5 separate regions of the Mus musculus genome follow, and regions 2, 3, 4 and 5 are each linked to region 1. The links are chromatin loops, found by intact Hi-C in ENCODE. Cell type or tissue: left cerebral cortex. All regions are shown on one strand.

Region 1 (5,000 bases):
TGGGCTTTGGCCGGCTGGATTGAAGTAACAAGCATGCTGTGTATGTGTGCTGTTGGCGTACATGTATGTGGGGGGACACCGGACCTTCTCACATGTACCCACACTCTCAAGCCTCGGGTCTCCCTCATGCTCCCTCCTGCTTTGCTCTAGGTGATGCTTGCCAGGATAAAGGAGACAGGAGAACTGTACGCCGTGAAGGTGCTGAAGAAGGACGTGATTCTGCAGGATGATGATGTAGAGTGCACCATGACTGAGAAGAGGATCCTGTCCTTGGCCCGCAACCACCCCTTCCTCACCCAGCTCTTCTGCTGCTTTCAGACTCCAGTGAGTATGGCTGGGTACTCCCCACTATGAGTATGACAGGTGCTCCCCCTTCTATCCTAGTGACTATGATGGTGCTCCCCACCTCACAGCCTCCTGTCTCACAGAAAGAGGAGATATTAGTGAGGTGTTGAAGATGTCACGGAGTTGCCTGGAATCGGCCCTCAAGGCATTGCCATGTCTGACAACCTGGGCACAAGTGATAGGGGCTAATACATTAACCCCTTCCTTCATGCTGTCCCATGAAAGGCTCACCTTGAGGGCTGTGGTCCCTGATTTTGAAAAGGTCTTCATATATAAGTTTCCTGCAGTAGAGCGGTTACAGAAGTCTGAGGGTAGAGTCAATGTCATGAGTTATCTTGGCGAATTTGGCTATGGTTCTTGTCCTAAGTTCTGAACAGCCTTGAACCCGAATGAAGGAGTCGAGAAGTGGATCTAGAAGGACCCAGAAAGAGCACCTTGGTTTGATTCATCCCAAGATCTTGTTCCTGTCCATAAAGTTCCTCTGCCTGGTGCCTTCACTAGTCTTGGGATTCGATGGGTTAAGAGTAGCAATCTAGGATGCCTTTTGTTGCAGTCCGTAGAATGCTGAGCTAATGAGAGTTTAAACAAAAATCATGGTGCCCTTGGTTCAATAGGATGAGTGTAAAGTCTGGTGGTGATCACTAGGATTGGATCTGTGGCCCAGGGCCATTAGACATGTCTTCTACTTGGTAGCTCACAGTATTTGATGAACCTTTACACATCACACTTTCACAGGACAGCATCCAAAACAGAGGTCATGGGGTAGCATGGGCCACTCTTCTTCCGTGGTCTATTGGGTCATCTTTTTTTAGCAGCAGGAGCTGGGAGAGGAGATAGCTCACCAAGATGGAGCCAATGAATCAAAACCATCTTGCACTAACTCTGGTCCATTCTCTGGGCCAGGTCATGCTGCCGCCTTTCTAGAATTGGGTCCATACTTGGGCTTCTCTAATCAGCAAGAAGGTGACCTCTAAGAAAGCATCCATCCAAGTTCCAACAGGTCTTCCAGTCAGATTTCCTGTCAGATAGGTCAGGTTTTCCTATTGTTTGGGAGACTGAACCTGGTTGTGCCCTTGGGGAAACACACAGCGGCACCCCACCTTACTGGTGATGGAAATTAACAGCTAAGCTGAGGCGAAGGTGAGACTTCGATATTGCTGGCAAAGAGAATGCTTCCCACAGTGGGTAAACAGCTCCACAGAGCTAGGCTGAGGCGGAGCATCCATTGTGAACGAAGCTCAGTGAGGCTCTAAAGCTGAGGTGGTCTTGACTGTGACTGCACAGGACTGTAACTTCAAAGACCAGGCTGTGGAATGCAGCAGAAAACCTGGGAAGAAACTAATGTAGAGGAATGAAGGGCCAGGTTTAATCACAGAAAGCCAGCTTCTTTAATTGACGGCATGTGCATCCTCCACATGTCTGTTCTCTCTGTCACAGGAAGCCTTTTAAGGAGTTTTTGATGCATAAAAGATGCACACCACCCTTTAAAAAAACACAAAATCTGGAAAGTCCTGCAGAGATTGCTCAGCAGTTGAGAGCACTGGTTGCTCTCCCAGAGGACTCAGGTTCAATTCTCAGTAGCCACACGGTGCCTAACATGGTCTATAACTCCACTCCCAGGAATGCTAATGCCCTCTTGTGGCCTCTGCCAGGTACCAGACATGCATGTAATGCACAGATATAAATGGAAGTAGAACACCCATACACACAAAATAATTAGAAAAATTAAAACGCAAACAAGACTGAACTTCGACTATGACTGCACTAATTTTTAAAAACACAGTAACAGTTAAATCTTGGAGGTTTTATCATATTGGCATACATCTAGCTGCTTCATTTTTAATAGCTGTAGAGTATTCTGTATTAAGAACATATTGTGCCAAGCACAGTGGATTATGCTGTTAATCTCAGTTCTTGGGCTTCAGGGGCAGGCAAGCAAACCTCTGTGGTTTCAAGGCCAATCAGGCAGCCAAGGCTGTATATTTAGACTTTATCTATCTATCTATCTATCTATCTATCTATCTATCTATCTATCTATCTATCTATCCATCCATTCATCCATCCATCTATCCCTTGTCTCTGCGTGTACGTACGTACGTGTGTGTGTGTGTGTGTGTGTGTGTGTGTGGTTAATTACCTATCTGGTTTTTTATTTCAACCCATCTTGCCACAAGTCCCCGTGTACTTTCATTTTTGCATGTTTATAGAGCATTTCTACGTGGCATATTATTGGAGGTAGTATTGCTCAGGAAACTCGAGCATTTAAGATTTGGACGGAGTCCAGTGGTGCTTACCTCTATGGTAGTTAACATGGCGGCTGACATTTTATGGTCTGCCTTCTAGGCACTGTTCTGACAGCTTTGTGTGTACTGTCGTATTTAATCTGTGCAGTGACCCTGTGCAGTAATAAAGTTTCAGTGGGCATAGAGATTCCTAGGACTTACAGCTGAAGTCTTCATTAGCATCCCTGGTGGTTGTTTTTTGTTTTTGTTTTTTTCCCCCCTCTTCTATTAAAGGTCTGATGTTTGGCCACAGGGTGGCAGTCGTGACTGTAAAGTGGCCTTGATTTCTCACCACCTGAGCAGTGACAGTCTGGAGCATTTTTAAAGGTTGTGGGTTACAGGTGCTGGCTCCCAAACAAAGAAGGAGGGGAGAGGAATGCTCTGACCTTCAGGTTAGAGGGTGAAAGGAGTGATGGGAACCAAGAAGCAAATGAGTTCTTCACATGGCCAGGTAGAGACAGGGTCTTCATTTCACTCTGGGAAATTATGGGACTCAAGTGTTATTCTTCCATCTGGAAATATCCTCCATGTCTACCCCTATCTCCTGTAAAGCTGGCTATAAAGGACTGGAAATGCTAGTCACTACGAGGAACGGTAAACTTGGATGGCTCTAGCTACTTGACTCTGCAAGCCATGGCCCCTCAAGTGAGGAGTCGGGTGCTAACTGTGGCCTTCTGTCCTCTGAGTAGCTCATCTAGTTAGGGCACTGGAGTTTTCCCCAAATGGCCTGGCAAATGACATTTCATTGGGAGAGTCCATGTTCAGTAACGTGAACTCCCTCATGTCTGGCCCTGTGGAATCTCTATTGCTGAAGCCCAGAGATGGGAGGAGCTCACTAAGGTCCTCTTGGCTTGGTAGTGTTGGAGACAGGGTTCAGGTATAGGCCAGGCTGACTCTGACCCATGGGTCATGTGCAGTCTCACATCAGCTACTGAAGCATCTGCCTGGAGAGATGGAAAAGCATTGCCCTTGGGACTGTCCACTCAAGTTCTCTTCGGTGACCCTAGGTCGAAATGCTGAGTCTGTTGTCAAAGTCTTTTCTGCGTTTCTCCAAGTCCTGGTCTCAGAAGTGAGACCTCTGTGAGGATCCAGTGGGAAGGTAAAGAGACTGACTACTCACAGGTCGGGGCCGCAGCTAGCTGCCCGAGCCTCGGTGGATGACGCCACAGCCATGTCCATATGGGCACACTGCTGGAGTTAATGGATTATTGGGGAGGGAGATTTGAAGCTAGAAGAAAAATATATTGAGGGGCCTGGTGAGAGGGAATGGGAAACAGATATGGTTAAAATGCATTGCACACGTCTATGGAATTTTCAAGGAATAACAATTCTTTTTAAAAGCTAAGGCTGTTCCGTGATGAACCCACTTCCCCACACCAAGCAAGGGCAACGTCCCAGAGCTCCCCCCTCTAAACCATAAAGTGGGAGTTTAGGAGCTCCTTCTGTTCCTACCAAAAATAAAACAAAAAGCAATTTTCAAACACTAGATACTTTATCAAGCTTTCTGCATAGGTTAAAAATCCCTAAACTCTTTGGCTCATATCTCTCCTTAAATGTTACTGTTAGAAATAAGTGAGAAATCGCAGACCTTCTGATAGCGTCAGGAATTCCAACACTTTGTGAGTAATTGTCTTTATCTTCACCTGTAAAAGCTGTTAGGTCTGCTGGTTTTATTTTCATTGTGTAGCCAACAGACACAATACAATAATACGATAGATGTTGTATGTAAAGATGCTTGATTTGGGTTGGTGAGGGGTGGTGGGTAAAGGCACTTGCCTTGAGCCTGATGGCCTGATGAATTTGATCCCTGGGACCTACAGAGTGGAAGAAAAGAACCAAGTCTCTAAAGTTGTCCTCTAATTGCCTTGCATCTGCTGTGGCATACATGCATTCACATATAAAGACACACACACACAAACAAATGAATAAATGAATGTTTTTAAAAATGCTTAAACCTTAAAGATGGTTAATATATATTATTAGTCCATTGCTGATAGTCTTTGATTGACAGCTCCCTAGCTCCTACCCTCAGCCCTGGCATCCATCCTTTGCTCCTGGGAGTTCTTTAGATTTGATTTTCTATGCCTGGTTTATTTCACTTAATCTTCTCCAGATCCATCTGTGTTGCCACACATGCCAGGGTTTCCTCCCGTCTTAAGGTTGAACGATGGCTCATTGTGTATCCACCCCACATTTTCTGGGTCCATCCATCCATATCTCTGTCCATCCAGCCATACGATGATAATGTTGCCGTGAACAGGGCGTGCAGTTCTCTTTTCAATCATCTTGCTTCTGACTTCAGACTTCTTGGATATAAACCGAGCTTGTGGAACTGTTGGTTGGATCATACGCATATTCCATTTTAACTTTTGA
Region 2 (5,000 bases), 590 kb after region 1:
TCTCTTCTGGGCCCTGGTTTGCTCCTCCGTGCTCAAAGGAGGCTGAAAGGCACGGCCAACGCATAGCTGCCAGCTCAGAAGATTTTGAGTTTTAATCTAGCAAGTAACAGATGTAGCAACTTACGTTGGTTACAGGCTTTAGCCTCAAAATGGCTAAAACCATCCTCCAAAAAGTGATGTGGAAAACATTGCAAAGAGCCAGGCAGCTAGCATTGGAGGGACTTGCTAAACTGACAGCAGTTGCAAAGGTGCTCAGCAATTCACCAGTGGGGGGGTGGGGGGGAGGGTGTTCCTCAAGAACAATAAACTGAGTGACTAAGAGCCTTCCTTGCCCAGGAGGAACAGGCTCAAGTCTAGACCTCTGAGTATTTGCTTTGTATTTTCAGGGTCTGTTGCATTCTATATTTTAGTGTAACTTCTGGAATATAGTGACCCGGAATCAGTCAATCTGTCTGTCTGTCCATCCATCCATGCATGCATTCATGAATTCATGCATGCATCCATCCATCCATTCATCTATACATCATCCATGCATCTCTCATATATATATATACATATATATATACATATATATATATATAATCTCATAGATATAGATAGAGATGATAGAGATAGAGATAGAGATAGAGATAGAGATAGAGATAGAGATAGAGATAGATATAGATATAGATATAGATATAGATATAGATATAGATATAGGTGTGTATATATTGATCTGTTAAATTGAAATAGCTTCCCTGGAGGATCAGTGGGGAGTGGAGGACAGAACAGTAAATTTGACACCTGGTGCTCCAGGCTGCAATTTGCAGTCCATCGTGCTGCTCTCAAATGGCTACATACTTAAGATGGCAAAGCAAGCCAATATGTAATAAAGGACACATGTATAGATGGAAACAATGTTGCTTACGGCAAGGCTGTGCTTCTAATTTCCAAGTCTTTCCTCACTCTTCCCTTCACTAGAGTAATTCATTAGAGTTTTCCAAGAAACATTGTGACCTGCCCAAGTGCCAGTGTTAGCAATAGGCACTGATCCTCTTAAGGTGAACCTGGGGGCTGCTGTTGAAAATGGACTTTATTCTTTACTGTGTAATTACAATGTGAGTTGGCTTTGTTCATGGTGCAAAAAAAAAAAAAAAAAAAAAAAAAAAAAAAAAAAAAGAAAGCACTCAAGCTGATAAAGGGAGGCTGACTGAAATCACAATAACAATATCAATCAACCCAGTTGTTTGGGTGTCAGTTGATTGGCTGAGTTCAACATTTAAGGCCTGCTAGTATAGTTGCCTGGTGCTGTAACACTCGGGATATCAAAATGTGTTCTCAGGTTAGCTGGCATAGATCTCAGTTGGATTTGGTGCAAAAGTTCCCCTCTAGACCCACTGGAAAGGTGAGTGAAGGGCCCAGTAGTTAAGAAGCCCTACAGGAGATTCTGGTGTGTGTTAACATTTGAGAACCACTGTTAGATCAGTTAGTCAGACAATTAATTAAAGAGGAATAGAGGACGTCCATGGCTCAGCATGTGCTTGCTGTATAAGCAGGGGAACCTGGGTTTGGAGCCCAAGCACCCCTGTAAAAGCCAGGCTGTGGTAAGGACCTATAGTCTGAATGCTAATAAGTTGAGGGCAAGAGGCTCCCTAGGGTCACTGGCTAACTAGTCTACTCAATTGTGAATCTAGGTTCAGTGAGAACCCCTATCTCAAATGAGTAGGGTGGAGACCAATCATGGAAGAAAACCCATGACCTCTGGACTCTGCTTGCATGTGCACATACCTGTGTACACCTGTATGTAGACGTACACAGACAGGAACCCATACACACCCATATACTATACACACACACACACACACACACACACACACTACATGTTCACATGCACATGTACATGTGTGCATGTACACAATAGGAGTCATTATTACAAGGGATAAGCAAAAGCTTTGTTATCTAGTTATCTGATGAATAGCTTTCAATGTAACCCTAGCAGTCTCTGTATCTTAAAAAAGAACAAACAAACAAAAAACAAAAACAACAAAAGAAAAAGAAAAGGAGAGCAAACTGGGTTTGGGGGGCGGATGCATTTGTTTTATTTATTTGATCGGTTTTATTTTTTCCCCCTAACCCTTTCAAGTAAGTGAGAAATCGACATAAACTGTCGTTCATCAAATCCAGGAACTCTGCGCACGGAGCTTCAGTCGCGTGTCCTTATCGTGTCACCTTCTCCTTTTGGTCAGATGCACACGTGCTTTGAACCCTGGATCCCTTAATAAAACACACGCCCACTAGCTTAGGGGCTCTCTTGGGTTTTTAACCCACAGTGACAGCAGTGAGGTTTTGGGATGCTTGAGGTGAGGTATGTGGCTTTCCTTACTGGCTCGGGAAGAGCATCCAGCTGCAGGAGGGAGGGCTGTGTGAAGCTAGGCCGGCGTGGCTCCAAGATGAAGGAAACACGACACAAAGCATGTTATTGAAGAGCACATTTTCAATATTTAAGCCTGTAAAAGCTCTAGAGTTTAGAGGAAAAGCATCAAGTGTCAGTGTAAATTTATTAAGCCTACATGTCTTTATATGCTAATTATTTTGTGACTCATTGGGTTCTATCAGAACTATTGGGTTAGGGTGAAGTAAACAAAGTTCAAATGTAAGCTTGCTTTCCCTCTGGACTGCAGAGGTCGAGTGAATACCAAAGGGGACTAGGTTTTCTAGTTCTCTCTGTTTTGAATTGGAATCTGTTGTGTTGGGAGTTTGATCTTGCTTCCATTCTGTGGCCACAGTGCCATCTAGAGTACATTCTGGGAACTCCTTTGGAAATCCGCGACCTCTAAATTGTTTTTCCTTAAAGTCAGAATCCTCAGCTGCAGTCGTATTTTCAAGGAGGAAACAAAGGTTTTCTACTTTCACATATTACACTGTGTCTTAGTCAGGGTTTCTATTCCTGCCCAAACATCATGACCAAGAAGCAAGTTGGGGAGGAAAGGGTTTATTCAGCTTACATTTCCACATTGCTGTTCTTCACTGAAAGAAGTCAGGACTGGAACTCAAGCAGGTCACGGAGCAGGAACTGATGCAGAGGCCATGGAGGGATGCTCCTTACTGGCTTGCTTGCTCAGCCTGCTCTCTTATAGAACCAAGATTACCAGCCCAGAGATGGTCCCACCCACAAGGGGCCTTTCCCCCTTGATCACTAATTGAGAAAATGCCTAACAGTTCGATCTCATGGAGGCATTTCCTCAATGAAGCTCCTTTTTCTGTGATAACTCTAGCTGTGTCAAGTTGACACAAAACTAGCCAGTACACACTACAATCAATTTTATATATATATAATTTCCTCATTATTAACCTCAATTATGCTAAATGTCAGGACCATTATATCAATTAGTTAAAATTTGTTTATTTTTGTAATTGTATTTTAATTACATTTCCCCCTTCGTTTTCTTTCCTCTAAACTCTCCCTCCCACTCTTCTTCAAATTCATGGTCTCTCTCTTTATCAGTTGTTTTTGCATGACGTATATGTATTTGCATATTTCTCTATATAGCTCTCTTAGTCCACATGATGTCACTTGTGTTTCTATTTTCATGGCCAGCACATTTGGCGCTGGACAATTGGGGTGCTCTCCCCTAGGGAGGATGGTGACTCCTACTCCTATCGTTCCTAAGTTGCCTGTAGCTCTTTGTGTAGGCTTAATGCCTCTTGGGCTTCTTTCTGTCCAGTTTGATCTGTCTGTCTTTGCTCAGCCCACATCTGGGCAGTCATGTCGGTGAGACTTTGTGTGTAGCTTCCGATGTTACTAGGAGACACAATCTCTGACTCTCTTTCTACCCCCTGTTCTGCAATGTTCCCTGAGCTTTATGTGTGGGCACCTCTTGTAGATGTGTCCTTTGGCTCCACAACTCTACAATTCGATGGGCTGTGGTTTTCTGTAATGGTTTTCACTTGTTATAAAGAGAAGTTTCCTTCACACACAAAATTAAACCTCACTTGAACTTGATTTCTGGAACTGCACAAGGAAATGGTCATAGAACCCTAAACTCGACCATCTATTTTGTGTCTCAAATGGCATTTCTCCGCCAGTAGTATTGTGATCTTAAGACAATTGCCAGTTGTGCCAGACTGTGCTGTTTGGTGAACAGGTGGAAATCTCTGGGGTGGCTGGGTTTCTGCTTACAAATGCCCTCTATATGATGAAATGCTCTTAGCCACAATGCCACCTGACCTTTCTCCAACTGTTTTTCTGTTTTAGCTTATCCAAGAGAAGTCCTATCATATTCATCAACAACGTCGAAAGTAGCCTACTTTAAGAGAAAATATGCAGAAGAAGAAGATCTACATCAAGATTCCCATGGGTATTTTCCAAAAGTAAGGCTTTAATTTTTCTCCCAAGTCTCCCTCCCGAATGTCATTGGTAGCACAAAGCTCTAGTTTTTTAGTGTCCTGTGTGTGTGGCGAATAACGGTTCTGTTTGCTTCCTAGCACCTGATATTACCGGAAGACAGGACTTGTATCCTCAAACTTTCCCTAGAGAAGCTCAGGTTTCTTGAAGACCCAGAAACCTACCTAAGAAGGTCTGTGTTAATTAACAATTTGCTGAGGAAGATACACCTAGAGACGGAGAAAGAGAGCTATGAATACTTCAAGGAAGCTCCCTGCTATAAGACTGCTTATTCTGATACGAGAAAACGGCTGAAGTTTATGGTACAGGAGTGCTGTTCCCAGTCTCTCTACTATGAAGAGCTGCACTCCTACCACATTGTGCCTTACACTTCGGAGAGTACCATCTATGGGATGGGCTACACTGGTGACCACTTGGAGCAAAATTCTCAGTTGCTCATTTATAAAATGAATTAAAAAGTAACTGTTAAGTTCATTGATATTCTGTTTCTAAATGCCTGAACTGTTTATAGTGAAGATGTTAATAGAAAACCCTCATTACCAGTGCACTTGATCTCAGTGATGAGATGCATGCTGAACCAAGGGGAGAGGATAATGGGTATTACCCAGCACCCCCT
Region 3 (5,000 bases), 300 kb after region 1:
GGGCTGGAGAGATTGCACTTCAACTAAGTGTGTATTCTGCTCTTCTCAAGGATCCAAGTTTAACTTCCAGCATACATTTTGGGTGGCTCACAGTCACCTGTAACTCCAACTCCAGGGGTTTCAACACCCTTGTCTGGTCTCTGAGGGTCTCTGAAAATACCCCCTCATAAACACACAGACACATATAATTTTCAAAAATAAATCTTTAAAAAAGAAAAACATTCAAGACACATTGTATGAAAGTCTTGAGTAAATAGAATATTACTAAAAAAAAAAAAAAAGAAATAAAAAGAGTAAACTCTCCAGGACAGCAGGCATGCTTTGAGTGGTTGGAGATAGCTAACTGAAGTGTGCCCCCAGAAGTCTCGGGCAATCCTTGGGCTGCTGGATCTCCAGAGGTGTTGCAGTAAGTATTCTGTATCTTAAGGAGTTTCTCTGGATTGCTTGGGTTGTTCCTGGTCCATTGCATGGATGCTCATGAGTCACCGTTGCCTGGTCCATTTAGAAGCCGATTGCTGCTAACCCACAGGCAGGCAGTCTCTACCAGCAGTCATTCCTCCCCACTCCCCTTTCCATTTCCCAGCAACCTGCAGCTACTTTATCCTCATCTTTTCAACTCCATCAGCAATGTCTACTCCTCTCAGTGTGGAAGGAAGTGAGTGAGTCAGGGCAGGAGGAGGTAAATGCGGAGCCCTAGCAGGAAAAGTTGGATTTTTACTGCCAGATGGGTGCTTGACACGTTCTAGTAGAACGTGTAGACTCTAAAAGAAAGTTGCCTGAGTGCAAATAAGTTCATTATTGAGTAAAACTATCTTCAATCCCAGTAATGACTGAGACAAATGATGACAACTATAACTTTAGGCAAAGAGGTAGAAAATTACAGCAGACCTGGAAACTTGGACAATTCATTGGTGGTGCTGTCTTCTGCAGAAAACATTGTGTTCTAATAAACACCACAGCAATAATCAGTTCAAGCAAGAATCACCTGTGGCTCCTGAACACGCGTGTAAAGGGAGCAGTGTGCTGCTGGCTTTATGTCAACTTGACATAAGCTAGAATCATCTTAGAGGAGGCAACTGCAATTGAGAAAATGCTGCCCTGAGATCTTCATTAGTGATTGATGGGGGAGGGCCAGACCCATTGTCTATTGGATATCCCGTGTTGGTCCTGGGTTCTATAAGAACGTATTCTGAGCAAGCCATGGAGAGCAAGCCGGAAAGTAGCACCCCCTCCATGGCCTCTACATTGATTGGCTCCTGCTTCCAGGGTCCCGCCCTGTTTGACTTCCTGCCCTGGAGGATAAACAGTGATATAGAAGCATCAGCAGAGTAAGTCCTTTTCTCTCCAACGTGCTTCTGGTTGTGGTGTTTCATCACAGCAGAAGAAACCCTAAGGCAGTGGAATACCTAAACTCTTAGAAGAATTCCCCCACCGATATCTTGCTAGTTGTAAAAACAAAATGGTAGTTTTATAGTGGAGGAACCTGAGATACATTATCTTAAATAAAGAATTGCAACAACCTGCTGTCCTGATAGGAAGCTCTGGGGAAGGACAGGGTGCCGCTTACCAAAGATGTACGACCTGATTCTAATCACAAGGAGACGCCATTTAAACACGAACGGAGGCACATTTGTAGATATTAATGTCACGGGAGACTGCGGAGGCTTTATCCATGCTAAGGAGACAGCCAGGGCAATGGAGGATTTGAGGTTAAACCCTAGATCAGGAAGATCAATGCTGTAGAGAACAGTGTTGTGTTTAAGTATCCCATTTGCCTTGGGGCTTCTATTGCTGTGCTGAAACACCATAACCAAAAAGCACTTTGAAGATGGATCATGTTAATATAGGAGGCAAATAGCATCAGTGTCAAGTTTCACAAGTTTTATGTTTTTATTACATTTATAAGTGGAATGCACTTCTTGTTAGGGGAAGATGACATACTTAGGAAGAGGGGGCATCTATCTGCAACTAAATCTCGTGTGTTGAGGAAACACAAATATCTATGTACATGCGTGTTTATAAGTATGTGCGCGTCACATGAGCAAGAAAGGGCTAATGCAAGCGTAGCAAGATGTCACTTGGTAAGACTAGCGATCTCTTGTTCTTGCAATTTCTCTGTAAGTTTTTTTTTGTTTTTTTTTTGTTTTTTTTTGTGTATCCTAGCTACTCTAAACTAATGTTTCAGAGTTTAATTTTTGAAAGGTTCAAAGTTATGGACTCCTAAATTTGGTTTGGCTCTTTATTATGGAAAACGTTATATGCACTGAAATATAATGGACCCCCATGTACCCGAGTGCCTCCGTATTCACAGGTTATCTTTTTACATCCATTGCCACACTCTTAATTAATGCAGGTGTTTAGAAAGCAAGTCCAGACATGGTTACATTAGCTGTTGAGGGGTCAGTGTGCTGTGTGCACATCTCCTTTCTGTACTGGGCTTATACCTAAGTGACACTCAGACAGGTGGCAGCCTTTGGGGATGGTTAGTTAGTATGATGCGCTAGCAGCAAGAGGCCTGGGAAGTTCCGTGCTGTGGGATACATGTGTTCAGGTTTCAGCGTGACTAAGGCTTCACAGGTGTGAGGGAAAGGTCCGAGAGGTTGCTGGCTCTTGCCTTGTTTTTCAGTCTCCCACTTCTGCTTTTTAAACCAAGATGAAATTTGAGAAGAAAACATACGGAAGGTCTGGAGACAATATTCTGAGCCGATTAACTGAGCTGATGTTATAGTCATAAACCATCCTGGATGTTAATCTGCATGAACACGTTCCCGTGCTATTTGAGTTCGATGCCACTTGTTTTAATTTCTGCTTGGCATTTGGAGTTGGTACACACTGACACTTTTTCACGACTGACTTGACTCTCTAAATGAATATGGAACGTGTCCTACGTGTTTCATAACAGCATTGGGCCAGCTCCTTTCAGAGGGCTAGGCTTCTTCCTGAATATGGTAGGTTTGCACGACATTCACTCTTAGGTCATTACAATGTCGTTTCGTCCCTAACTGCTATTTACCATCATGTATTGATAGACATGTGCCTGAGATTCCATTTAGCAATGGCTATCTGGACAATAAACCAGACAGTGACAGCTCTTCCTAGGACAGTGGCTCTCAATCTTTCTAATGCTGTGCCTTTTTAATAGTTTCTCATGTTATGATGACCCCCCCAACCATAAAATGTCTTTGCTACATCCTATCTGTAATTTTGATACTGTTATGAATTGTAGTATAAATAAGTTTGTTTTCCGATGGTCTTCAGTGACCCCTGTGAATGGCTTGCTTTTAATCCCAAAGGGGTCGTGACCCACAGATTGAGAATCCATGCTCTAGCGATTGAGGGAGGAATCTGAGGCACACTATGAAGTTCTGCATGGGACCCTTTCTATGAAGGATGCTGCACATCTCGTGTTAGGCAGTTTACAGTTGATGATGGATGCTATCCCTTTGGAGTGGATTTCTTTTTTAAATCGATATCAATTTCTAGTTTTTAGCAGCATAGATTCTCATATTGTCAGAGTGTGATATTCTTTGGATTCTTATTTTAGGAATGCAGCAAGTCACACTTTGTAGTTTGACTCATAGTGGAGTGAAGGTTAAGATTTAAAAGATGATTTTTTAAAAAATCCAAACCCTGCATAAAAACTTCCCTGGTTTATGTTGAGAGAACAGTCTGAACACAAGCTACCGGGCACCGGGTTTTCAGATGGTGTGATTGAGGCATCTCAGAAGCCTGGGTGGCTCAGTCAGGTGTGATGCAGTGGAAGGGACCTCCACTTGACTTCCGAGGTGTCTGAGCTATGAGCTCTGGCTTTGGCATTCAATGGGTTGATTATTTCAGGTAAACTGCCTTCCTGGAGGACCTTGCTTACTGCATTCCTGGGAGCTACAAGAAGCAAATGAGGTGGTGCAAAGTTCCTGTCACATAGTAGGTGTTAAACAAATATCTGTTTGTTCCTTTCCTACAAGACACTTCCCATAGCTTATAGCTAATTTCATAATACCAATCCAGAAATAGGGTACCAAGTGATTAATTCTATTATTGTGAGGAATATAAAATGAAGACCAAATGTTCTGTTCAGAAATATAAGACTCTAGAACAAACCACGCAAGGTGCCGAGCTCTAGATTTTTAAATAGAAGCATGAATTATAGTGTTTTCTTCTCCCCTGACCGTTGTGTTGTGTAAGTACGCTTGTCGTGGGTACCGAATGTGTGTGCACTTACGATGCATGTGCTGTTGGACACAGATGCTAGTGACCTTGAGAAAGTTCAGAGCCCAGAGTTCCTGCTCCCAGCTTCTCTTAGTGATGGAGTGGGGCTCGATAGTTGTTAAGATGGAAGACACCCGTTCCTCCTCGAGGTGCTATTAGTTTTATCGCCGAGATAGATACCCTAAGACAGACACTTAGTTTGACAGCTGAAATATTCATTCACTGCCGAACTTCTGGATGATCCTCATGATGCAAAGTCTGAAAGATGAATTTGAAAAAAAATTATTAGGTTCTGTTAAAGTTTTGCGTATACTTTATTTAATTTCTGTGCATTAATTTATATCCATCAAATTAAAGTGACATTGGATAAAGAAAATTCATTAATGATGAGGTTCTTGGGGAACTTTAAAATTTCAAGGTACCAAAGGGCTTTAGAACATACGTTTGAGAACCACTCTCTTCCCCTATGGAAACGTGGTTGAGATAAATCTCCCTTCTGCTTTTCAAAAACCTAGATCTGGTTGTCCACGCACCTTTGAGAAGGAGGGAGGACTATGACTCAGGAATAGATTTTATGGGGGACCTGGCTCTTGGTTTTTGGAAGGGGCAATACTTTTCTTTACAGACAGATAGATATTCCAAATTCCTATCTCCAGCTCTCTGGGAAGAGGTTGTGTGCAGAAGCCATCGATATTTTGTGACTGTCGGTGGTGAGGAGTCTGTTAGCACTCCACACCCAGAACAGAATCTCTTTACCACAAGGAGATGAGGTGGTTTCCAAGCCCAGAACC
Region 4 (5,000 bases), 610 kb after region 1:
CTCATTCCAGAACTTACCTGACAATTCACAAGCATATTCAATTCCAGTTTAAAAGGATTCACTGCCCTCTTTTGGTCACCAAGAGTGCCAGGCACACACATGGTACAGAGACATCCATGTAGGCCAAACATCTACATACATAAAAAATGTTTAAATATTGCAGAGTGTGCAACATCACTTTTGATATTATCAGCTGCCTAGCCTAGCAATGTACAGCTCAGAGCTGCCTGTTTAGTCTGTAAGTCTGGGCATTAGGATCGGATTCCAACAAAACCATTCCTGGCAGAGGATCGTGTCGAGTATTCAGCTAAGAATGGGCCAGATGCTGAGCTAACTGGGTAGACCATTCTAGAACATATAGCTTGTCTCATTTATCCCACTAAATTAAAAGATGCCCAGCGAAAAGTGGAAATGTTTCCTGAGGGTCAAGGTCATGGTATAGGGCTGAGCTCAGCCATGGAGGGCATTTACTTCCTGTAAGATCCTGGATTTGTCTCTAATAGTGGAAAAAAAAATTAATGGTTTGCATGCCACTTTGCTGGGGCTTCCTCTTTTCTGCCTCATCTAGAGAGCCCAACCCTAATCTTCTGAGGAATGTCATGTAATCCTTGACGAAATTACAAGCTCGCCTTCCTGGAATGACTCTCCATGCAAATGAGGTATCCCCCACCCCAACCTTAAAGCTTAGCTAGGGAAAATTCACTCTAAGAAGAACCTCTTCTTAATCTCCAAGGTGTGTGTGTGTGTGTGTGTGTGTGTGTGTGTGTGTGTAATGAGAGCTGTCTTCTAAAAGAGCTGCAACCCTGAAGCTGTAATGTAACACTGAAATCTTTGGAGGAGGCTCGCCCCCCTTCCCCCCCACCCCCACCCCTGCCCCCAGGATTTACTGACAGACCAAGATCCTACTGACCCACCTGTTCAGACTTCCTTTCATCCTTTCCCACCTGGAGTGCATCAGGGCCTGGGCACCCCAAGGAAGAGTTGGAACTCAGAACTTGGCTCTGCTCCATCCTCCCTGCTGGTGTGCAGCAGCACCTGGACACCCCAAGGGAAGACACACACACACACACACAAAACCCAGAGCCATATAGGAGAAGGTGTCTGCCTCCCTACCTGTCTGCTATGCACGTGAGCAAATGGCAGGGAACATGTGACTGCATTGGGGCCATTAGTGTAACAGCAAGTGAATGTCTGCAACAAGGTAAAATGCTAGGCACAGCTAAGAAAAAAAGGGGGAAATGACATCTAGTGGTTTTGAAATGGGGATAGAAGTTTATTCAGTCCAGAAAAGAGCAGGCTGTGCCAGATATACCCATGTCCTGAAATAGCTGGATATGAAGAGACCACCTATGCTAGGACAGGTCTCAGCTCTGATGCAACTGGAGGGACCTTGATGCGTTTGTCACTACCTAAGATCCTGAAACTGCTTGGGTACAGCTATGTGTATGTGTGTGCATGTGCCTGCATATACTGCACAGGGATATGTCTGAGTATGCACACATGAATGTGTATATATACATGTTTACATATTGAGGCATATATTATATATATGTACACATGCTTGTGTATGTGTGTGCGTGTATGTATGTATATATATACATACATATATATATGCACATATGTATGACTGTGCATATAAATATATATGCACAGTCAGTATATATATATATATATATATATATATATATATATATATATATGCACAGTCAGTATGTATGCATGTGAATATGCCTGTGTATACAGTTTGGTGTGCATGAATGTCTGTGGACACATGAGTATACAAGTGCACATGAACTTGTGTGTGCATGCGTGGACATGTGAGTGTAGGTAGACCCAACATGTGATTTCTTTGTTCTTCTTTGTTTCTTATTTCACAGATGTCTTCATCTTATTTATCATTAAAATGATAGTGTTTTTTTTTTTTTTGTGTGCAAGTTTTTGGAAACCTGTTTTCTTATGGGAAAGAGAGAAGTGCATACTCCCTAGTAGTAATATTGGTGTGTGTGTGTGTGTGTGTGTGTGTGTGTGTACACGCGTGCACGTGCCTCTGTACGCATGTGTATGTATGTATACAGAAACCGTAGGGACATCATAATTGCTTTACCAGTTATTTTTCTCTTTTGTGTGTGCACCCTCGTGCATGAGCTATGTGTGTGCCTGTGTGAGCACGGGTTGTGAATCAGGTCACAGGACAATCTTGGCAGTTGAGCCTCACCTGCCACTTAGACACAGGGTCTCTTTGTGTCCGGCTAGTTGGCTTTGGAGCTTTCCGGAATTCTCCTACTCCCACCCTCCCCAGGCAAACATTGTCACTCCAGGCTTTGCTAATTTTTATGCACGCCCCCCCCCGCCCCCCCCCGTCCTTCCCATCCCCTCCCCCCCTCCGTCGGTCCCTCCCTCCCTCTTGTGCACACTCTGGGATTGAACTGGGGAGTAAACACTTTACTGATCAAGCCCTCTCTTCAGACCTTCCTTTGGGCTTTTGTGTGTGCACGCGCTCTTCTGTCTCAGGGCTCTTTTTTTTTCCCCCTTTCCTATCGTAGCTACTGCTTTTGCTTTCCTGGGACTAAACCCTTACCGTGTGCTGAGTTTACCAGTCAATTTAGAAATTGTTGGTAGAAATATATTCCAAACTGTGAAAAAAACAACAAACAAACAAACAACAGCTCAAGTGACAAACGAATCGCAGAATTGTCGCTGGATTCCGGTGAGCTGGGTGGGGCTCCCACAATCCCTCAGGAATCAGGTTTTTCTCTGCTGCTAAGCAGCTTCCTTCCTCCCTGCTTTCTCTGAGCTCCCGTATCTGCCCCCTTGTGGCGGCAAGAGGCATCATAGTTCCAACCTTAAAGGTCTTGCCACTCTTCCCAGGATCCCCTTTAAGCTGAAACCAAGTTTGGAAACTGCACAATTACGTGCGTCTATGGGCCAGGGTGGGCGGTTACCCGGGGGTGTGGTGTGGTGGTGGTAGTGAGAAGAAGTAATGGGGAGGGAGTGGGGGCAGAGACTTTGTGTGTGTGTGGCCCGGAGGGCAGAGTTTGGTATGTAAATGAATAAATAAATGAATAAGAAAAAAAAAGTTTGGAACGTGAGTCTCCAGGGATCATGAATCGAACTGAGAGCTCATCTCTAAGCACACGAGAGCAAATGATCTCACTGGCTCAGCCTTAAGGTATGGATCCTTCTTGGAGCAGATGTCTGGCAGGTGTGGGTGGGGTGGGGTGGGGTGGAGGACTGTTACTAAGTAACAGTCCCTGGTAATGGTGTCTGTCATCTCAACTCTTTCATCAGTAGGCCATTTACCCAATCCTGGTGACTCCTGGGACGATGTCTGTCCTGTTCTTTAATGTAACACTCATTTCTTGCATATAGTTAGTAAAAAGATACTTTTAAAGAGAATATGTAGAACCAGTTGCCAATTTCTCCCAATTTAACCTTATATCTTTTGTGGTGATTATAAAATGGTGGTGGTAGGTATCTTGAAATTACCTGTACAAACTTTTAGACTGAAAACTTTACAGGGCTCCTCTGCCATCTCACATGACTCCATATAAAATGTGATTCTTTGAATAGTCGGTCAGCCTCGTTGCAGCCTGACTTTTAGCCTTTCCCCACTTGCAGTGTTTGTGTTCTGTGAATCCAGCTTCTGAGACTTTCCTCTCAGCATCACAAAATGCCAATATCTAATCATGGCCAATCAGCAGTGACAGCTTCCTTAGGCATCCAAGGTGTTGGGAATTGAACTCAGAGCCCGAGTGACCTTCCCAGAATGCAACAGTACAGAGTATGGTGAATGCTGATTCCTTAGAGCCTATATTGCAAGTTTTGAGAGATTAAATGATTGGAAGGTCAGTAAAATACTATGATCTTCCTAATGCAAATAAGCAACATAAGATGTCACCATGTATAATACTAAAAAGTATAATGACACCACTAAAAACATACTAATGATAAGAAGAAAGAATTTAAAAATTTTGGGTAAACATCCCCGTCCCTAGGGTTGGAGGCCTGGGAAGATCCACCCTGCTCCGCTAGCTTGCTGAGCTGTCTTGCAAGTTTCTTTGGTGTGATGTTGGAGAATGCTCCTGTCACCAAGCCAATTGAGACAGAATGGCTGTCCCTGACACATGCAGAGCTCAGGATAGGGCTCAGTGCAATATTTCATCCATAGGATGACTGTATTTGAGACATTAGTATAACAGAAAATGATAGTCTACATTTCAGATGGGGAACAGGATAAAATACTAGGCATGCTTTAAAAAAAAAACAAAGAGGGAAAAGATTTCTATTGCCTTTGAAATGGGGATAGAAGTTTATGCAGTCCAGAAAAGAGCAGGCAAGGGCACAGAATTTAGGAATAGTGGGCAGGTGTCAGTGGCCACAGGAAGCCCCAGCTGTGCCAGATATACCTACGTCCTGAAATAGCTGGATATGAAGAGGCCACCTATGCTAGGACAGGTCTCAGCTCTGATGAAACTGGAGGGACCTTGATGCGTTTGTCACTACCTAAGATCCTGAAACTGCTTGGGTACAGCTATGTGTATGTGTGTGCATGTGCCTGCATATACTGCACAGGGATATGTCTGAGTAGGCACATATGAATGTATTGCACAAATTACTGCATGTATCTGTAACATGCCTGTGGATGTGCAATTATATGTGCTTGTGCATGTGCACAGTGTATGTGTGAATGTGAATACACTGTGCATGCAGTTCTCTGTGTATGAGTATCTGTGGATACGTGAGTGTATAAGTGGATATGTGTGCACATGAACATGTGAATATGTAAACATAACTATGTGTGTTTGGGACATGTGAGTGTAATGTTTACGCTTGTATGTGCATTGGAATGTTCATGTATTTGTCTATGGGCATGTGCATGTTGTCTCTGAGGACATGTGGATCTGTCTCTCCTGGAATAATTTGGTTATAAATGAAGGTCTAGAGTTGCAATAAAGTTATGTAACTATAACTTTGTCACACAATATATAACACAATATACT
Region 5 (5,000 bases), 260 kb after region 1:
CCTCCCCCGACCCCATCCACACCTGCACTGAGCACAGCACACCTACAGCAACATGTATCCCACGCCTGCTGGCAAAAATAAAACAATGCCATTTTTAAAAAGAGAAAAGAAAAAAGAGAAAAAGAAAAACTGGGTCAGTAAGACAATTTAGTCAGTGAAACTCTTGCAGGGGGAAAACTGAGATTTGAGTTAGAAATCCCAGGATCCCTGTACAGAAGGCGAGAAGTGACTGCCTGAAAGTGTGCTTTAGTATCCACGTACATGCCATGGCCACCACACACCCCTAAAAATAATGCCAAAACAACAACAAGAAGTTATGATCTAACACTCACCCCCAGAATAGCTGTAGCCATTTTGTTCCATGCCTGCCAGCTATTTCATAGTGTTGCTATAACATGCCTGCCAATCATTGACACATAGAAGTGACTGGGCTTAAAGCAACGACATCCTGACCACATACCCTGTTTTGTTCTGTATGAGGCTTGCTAATCTTAAGAAATTCTACAAAACTTTATGTAGGACCCATCAAATCAAAGGTCAATCTGAACTGTTATGTCTAAAATATCTTGAGTCAGAGCTGAGCAGTTGGCAGTCCTTCCTGCACCTATGTATGAGCTCGTGGTGGTTTTTGTGGCTGACACTGAAGAATGCTACTAATAAACCCAAAGTTAAGAGTATAACATGCATGCTCTGTTATCTCAATGCTCTGAAGTTTCCCTGTTCACCACCCTGCTTACTGTACTCAGGACCAAAGAGCTTTGCCTAGGAAGCCAACTGCTCGCCTCCTTGCCCTTTAAATGTCTGAAGCTGATTTTTCCTATAAAAAGTCTATCCTGAGAGCAGTCTAATACTACAGTTAAGCTTCTGAGTCCTTTTTGTTGTCCCAAACATTCAGTATGAAGATGTCTGTTCAATAAACTATTCTTACTTAAGATCAGTGTTTGTATGGTTTGGGAGGTGATTCTTGAACCCCAACACACACACACACACACACACACACACACACACACACACACACACACAAACACACACATACCCCTAAGAGCTCCATCATTTGCGTTCCTCCCAAGGCAATAGGGTTAACTAACAATCAACTGAAGTCCAAATAAACTCTCTCTCTCTCTCTCTCTCTCTCTCTCTCTCTCTCTCTAAGGTTTCTCAATGTAACCAGCCCTGGCTGTCCTGGACTCAGATTGTAGACCAGGTTGGCCTTGAACTCACAGAGATCCACCTGTCTCTGCCTCCTGAGTGCTGGGATTAAAGGTGTGCACCACCACCATACCCAGCTAACATTTTCTTTTCTTTTTTTTAAAGTAAATTGTCTTAAGGATTTTTGTCACAGGAAGTAAGCTTTAAAGTTGATATGAAAATTCAAATTTGATTAAGTCTTCTGTATTTTGTCCTTACAAAGTAGGTGGAGATGTGATTGTAGTGGCTTTGTTTATGATAGCAAAATCTGGAATTTATATAAACTCCAAGAGGGAACTGTGGGCAAATTGTGTATTAATTCAACAAAGTATTAGTGTTAATTCAACAGTGAAAATAGGAACTATGGCTGCAAATAGCAGCACAGATACATCTTGAATGTTTAAAAATATTTTGAAGAATATGAGTTGTAGATTGCAATTCTATTTTCATAAAATTAAAAATCAACTATAGCTGGGCGTGGTGGCAAACGCCTTTAATTCTGCACTTGGGAGGCAGAGGAAGGCGGATTTCTGAGTTCGAGGCCAGCCTGGTCTACAAAGTGAGTTCCAGGACAGCCAAGGCTATACAGAGAAACCCTGTCTCAAAAAAACAAAAAAAAACCCAAAACAAACCAAAAAACCCACTACAACTAAAATATATGTATACACACTGGACATCAACTTCTGGCCTCCACATGGGCCAGGAGGTGTGTTCATGAAAACACACACACACACACACACAAACAAACCATTACAAACAATAAAATAAATGCATCCATACAAGCACATCCCAGAATACCTTTTCTAAAGATTAGTGTGCCTTCAAAACAGAAATACAGTTCAAATACAGAATGCTAACCCGTAACAAGCCCCTGGGAGAAGCTAAAAAGTGGGATTTCTAGAGAGCTACTTTAGCCAAACAGTATATCAGACAGTGTGCTAGATTGTCAGAGGCAACAACGGTAGGAAACAGCAACTGCTGCCCAGAGTGGTTGCATATTACTTGGAGAGCCACAAATTAATCACTCAAGTAAGCATAGACTGTAGGGGATCTTGGCAATGAGGAAGAACCACGGGAGTTCCTTCCCTAACAAGTTCTCTTTAGATCATCTTCCCACGTGGAGGGAGGTTAGGGTGGTTGCTACTGTAGAGTCACTTTAAAGAAGACTGGCAGGCTAAGTGTAGTTTACATAAGTCAGGAGGCAATGAAGACCTCAAATCCTTTTGGGGGCTGTTAGTTGAGGCAGAGGCAGGCGGATTTCTGAGTTTTAGGCCAGCCTGATCTACAGAATGAGTTTCAGGACAGCCAGGGATATACAGAAAACCCTTTCTCGGAAAAAAAAAAAAAAAGAAGAAAGAAAGAAAGAGAGAGAGAGAGAGAGGGAGGGAGGGAGGGAGGGAGGGAGGGAGGGAGAGAGAGAGAGAGAGAGAGAGAGAGAGAGAGAGAGAGAGAGAGAGAGAGAGAGAGAGAGAAATCGAGTCTTCATGTCCTATTGATTAATAGTTAGCAGGCACTACTATTGTTTTATCTACCTACTTATCTAATTTGAAGGTCTTATTTATTTATTTATTTAGAGGGTCTCTCTATGTAGACCTGAAACTCGCTGCATACACCGGACAGGCTTGTAAATCACAGAAATCCTCCTGTCTCTGCCTCTCAAGCACTGAAATTAAAGGCGTGTATCACACCAAGTTCGGCTTCCTAGACTAAAATCACCTTGCATTTACGCACGCGCAAGAAGCGCCACAGGCGCCAGGTAAGACCCGGATGAAGGCGGGGCTTGAGGTCCCGGATAGTACGTCACGGAGTGCGCGTACGTGATGTGACGTGACTGGGGCGGTGCTACAGGGCCTTCTGGGCATTGGGGAAGCCGGGTCCGGGAGAGAGTGAGCATGGGGACTCCTGCGGGCGCCGGGACCCGTCCCACGGGCGCTGGAACTGTTGAAGGCGTGGGGATCCCTCCGGGCCTGCAGACTGACTACGAGACGCTGCTCAGCCGCTTCCAAGAGATGGACAGCGTGCGCTTCGAGGACTTCACGGAGCTCTGGCGCAGCATGAAGTTCGCGACCATCTTCTGGTGGGTGTGCCTCGTCCTCCTACCCTGTCTCTCCTGTGGGGAACGCAGCCTGCATCCCCGACCTCCGCCTTGGCGGTTTCCGTGGGTCGCCCTTGCACTCTGCTGGCTCGGCCCTCTGCATCTCCACCGCCTCCATCCGAGGCCAAACCTCCTCCAATCTTGATTGCCGAATGAATCCGCGGTTAGAAACAAAGTATTCCCACCGACACAGGGTCCTCTACGAACGAATTCATTTAGCATGCAACAACTGACGTTGCAAGTGCAGGTTTGAATCTCTGTGTATCGCCTTTAGTTGGATAAAGCCTAGATTCAAGCCAGTAGCTGCCTTTACCTCTGTCCCCAGCCTCATCTCCAGTGCCCACACCTTGCACTCACTCTCTTGGCTCGAGTTGCTTTTGGTACTCCACTGGCGTTTCCTAGCCTGGGAATTTTCCATCTCCTTTTGCTTGTCCACTTCGTCAGTCATTTTTGAACCCAAATGACAGTTCTTTAGGGAATTCTTTTGGCCTTCGGGACTAAGTGAGAGGCTCGAGTTCTGTCTACCCCCAGCACGAAGGGCTTATCTCACCGTCTAGAGTATATTTCATAATTAGAGACGCAGTCTTGGATAACGGTGAAGAGTGGAGATGATGGGTCTTGGGCATCAGGATTTGAATACAGCTCTCCAGTCCCCCTCCCCCAGATCTGAGACAACCCTTTTTGTCTGTAAACTAGATCATGATAGTGTGGGAATTAAATGAATCAATATATTAGCTGGTTCGACGTGTGAAATTAATGTTCAGAGTTATTACTACTCTTTGATTTCTCCCTTAGACTGAACTTAGTGAGAACAGCCATGTGATTAATGTGGTATTCCTTACTTGTTTTTGAGACTTGCCCTCATTGTGTGTAGCTTTGGCTGGCCTGAAACTTGCCGTTATACCAGACTGGCCTTGAGATCTGCCTGACTCTTCCTTCTAAGGTCAGGCATTCACCACCTTGCCCACGTTTGAATACGGTGTTTGTATTAATTACCATACCATATAAATTCTTGAAAAGGGTAAATGATTGAATGGAATCTTAATAGATCTTTTGTTGAATAAAATAGAACTTTTTATATTATTGATTTAGACTATTATGTAGATTGTCAGTTATTACAAATTAAGGTGTAAATTACTACAGGTGATGAAATTAACCTGCTCTGGGGCAGCACTCCTCTAAGCCCAGAATGTGGGGAGAATGCCCAGAATGTGGGGAGAATGCCCAGAATGTGGGGAGAATCAAGGCCAGGAGTACAAGGCCATCCTAGCTACAAAGAGAATTCTGCAGGAGACACTGTCTCAAAACCCCAAATAACAACAAAAATTATTTATTGTACAACTGATATTTTATGTAGCTAACTGTAATGGATTCATTATCTAATATACTTAACTTAGAGCTCTGAAAAGCTGGTATAAGTGTTCCATGTTTTAGAGATTAGAAAATTGAAGCTTATAGCCGGGCGTGGTGACGCACCCCTTTAATCCCAGCACTTGGGAGGCAGAGGCAGGCGGATTTCTGAGTTCGAGGCCAGCCTGGTCTACAGAGTGAGTTCCAGGACAGCCAGGGCTATACAGAAACCTTGTCTTGAAAAAAACAAAAACAAAAAAAATAAAAAGAAAGAAAATTGACACTTAGAGGAAGTTAATTTTATCAAGTGTGGTATCAGAGGCTTATTAATTAGAGCGATCAAGAGGCAGGAGAATTGCAAGTTTGA

What was found. Hi-C counts contacts between places; a loop is a spot of excess contacts. Peaks named below come from ENCODE experiments on the same cell type or tissue, not always from the same donor. Only the 100,000 strongest peaks of a DNase experiment are listed, where the experiment ranks them.
Region 2: it touches region 1 in a loop (8-fold over the local background); 30 of 42 quality-filtered maps call a loop at or near these places.
Region 3: it touches region 1 in a loop (4-fold over the local background); 32 of 42 quality-filtered maps call a loop at or near these places.
Region 4: a loop joins it to region 1, with 12 times the contacts of the local background. A loop is called at or near these places in 5 of 42 quality-filtered maps.
Region 5: a loop joins it to region 1, with 5 times the contacts of the local background. A loop is called at or near these places in 3 of 42 quality-filtered maps.

Annotation. Positions count from the first base shown.
Region 1 is chr12:73,702,589-73,707,588 of GRCm38, forward strand. Prkch (protein kinase C, eta) reads left to right here. Exons shown (of 14, transcript NM_008856.4): 9 at 151-324. Among named protein-coding and RNA genes, the nearest start is that of Gm34189, 77 kb to the right of the region's middle. In left cerebral cortex, CTCF peaks have their summits at 2,014 (motif pointing left) and 2,881 (motif pointing right); a DNase peak (open chromatin) is centred at 2,903.
Region 2 is chr12:74,291,089-74,296,088 of GRCm38, forward strand. 1700086L19Rik (RIKEN cDNA 1700086L19 gene) reads left to right here. Exons shown (of 4, transcript NR_030735.1): 3 at 4,235-4,350; 4 at 4,465-4,862. Among named protein-coding and RNA genes, the nearest start is that of Dbpht2, 3.9 kb to the right of the region's middle. In left cerebral cortex, a CTCF peak has its summit at 2,776 (motif pointing left); DNase peaks (open chromatin) are centred at 89, 2,774 and 3,679; H3K27ac peaks cover 1,514 bases.
Region 3 is chr12:74,000,036-74,005,035 of GRCm38, forward strand. The region is part of intron 1 of Syt16 (synaptotagmin XVI); the gene reads left to right. Among named protein-coding and RNA genes, the nearest start is that of Syt16, 4.8 kb to the left of the region's middle. In left cerebral cortex, no CTCF peak of the experiment used is centred here; DNase peaks (open chromatin) are centred at 2,826 and 3,500; H3K27ac peaks cover 1,693 bases.
Region 4 is chr12:74,314,378-74,319,377 of GRCm38, forward strand. Gm34552 (a long non-coding RNA gene) reads right to left here and starts at 2,785. Exons shown (of 3, transcript XR_872825.2): 1 at 2,579-2,785; 2 at 915-1,035. In left cerebral cortex, CTCF peaks have their summits at 65 (motif pointing left) and 2,814 (motif pointing left); DNase peaks (open chromatin) are centred at 132, 2,258 and 2,765; H3K4me3 peaks cover 878 bases; H3K27ac peaks cover 575 bases.
Region 5 is chr12:73,961,482-73,966,481 of GRCm38, forward strand. Snapc1 (small nuclear RNA activating complex, polypeptide 1) reads left to right here and starts at 3,016. Exons shown (of 10, transcript NM_178392.5): 1 at 3,016-3,265. The coding sequence starts at 3,081. It also overlaps the pseudogene S100a11-ps. In left cerebral cortex, no CTCF peak of the experiment used is centred here; a DNase peak (open chromatin) is centred at 2,976; H3K4me3 peaks cover 1,992 bases; H3K27ac peaks cover 1,177 bases.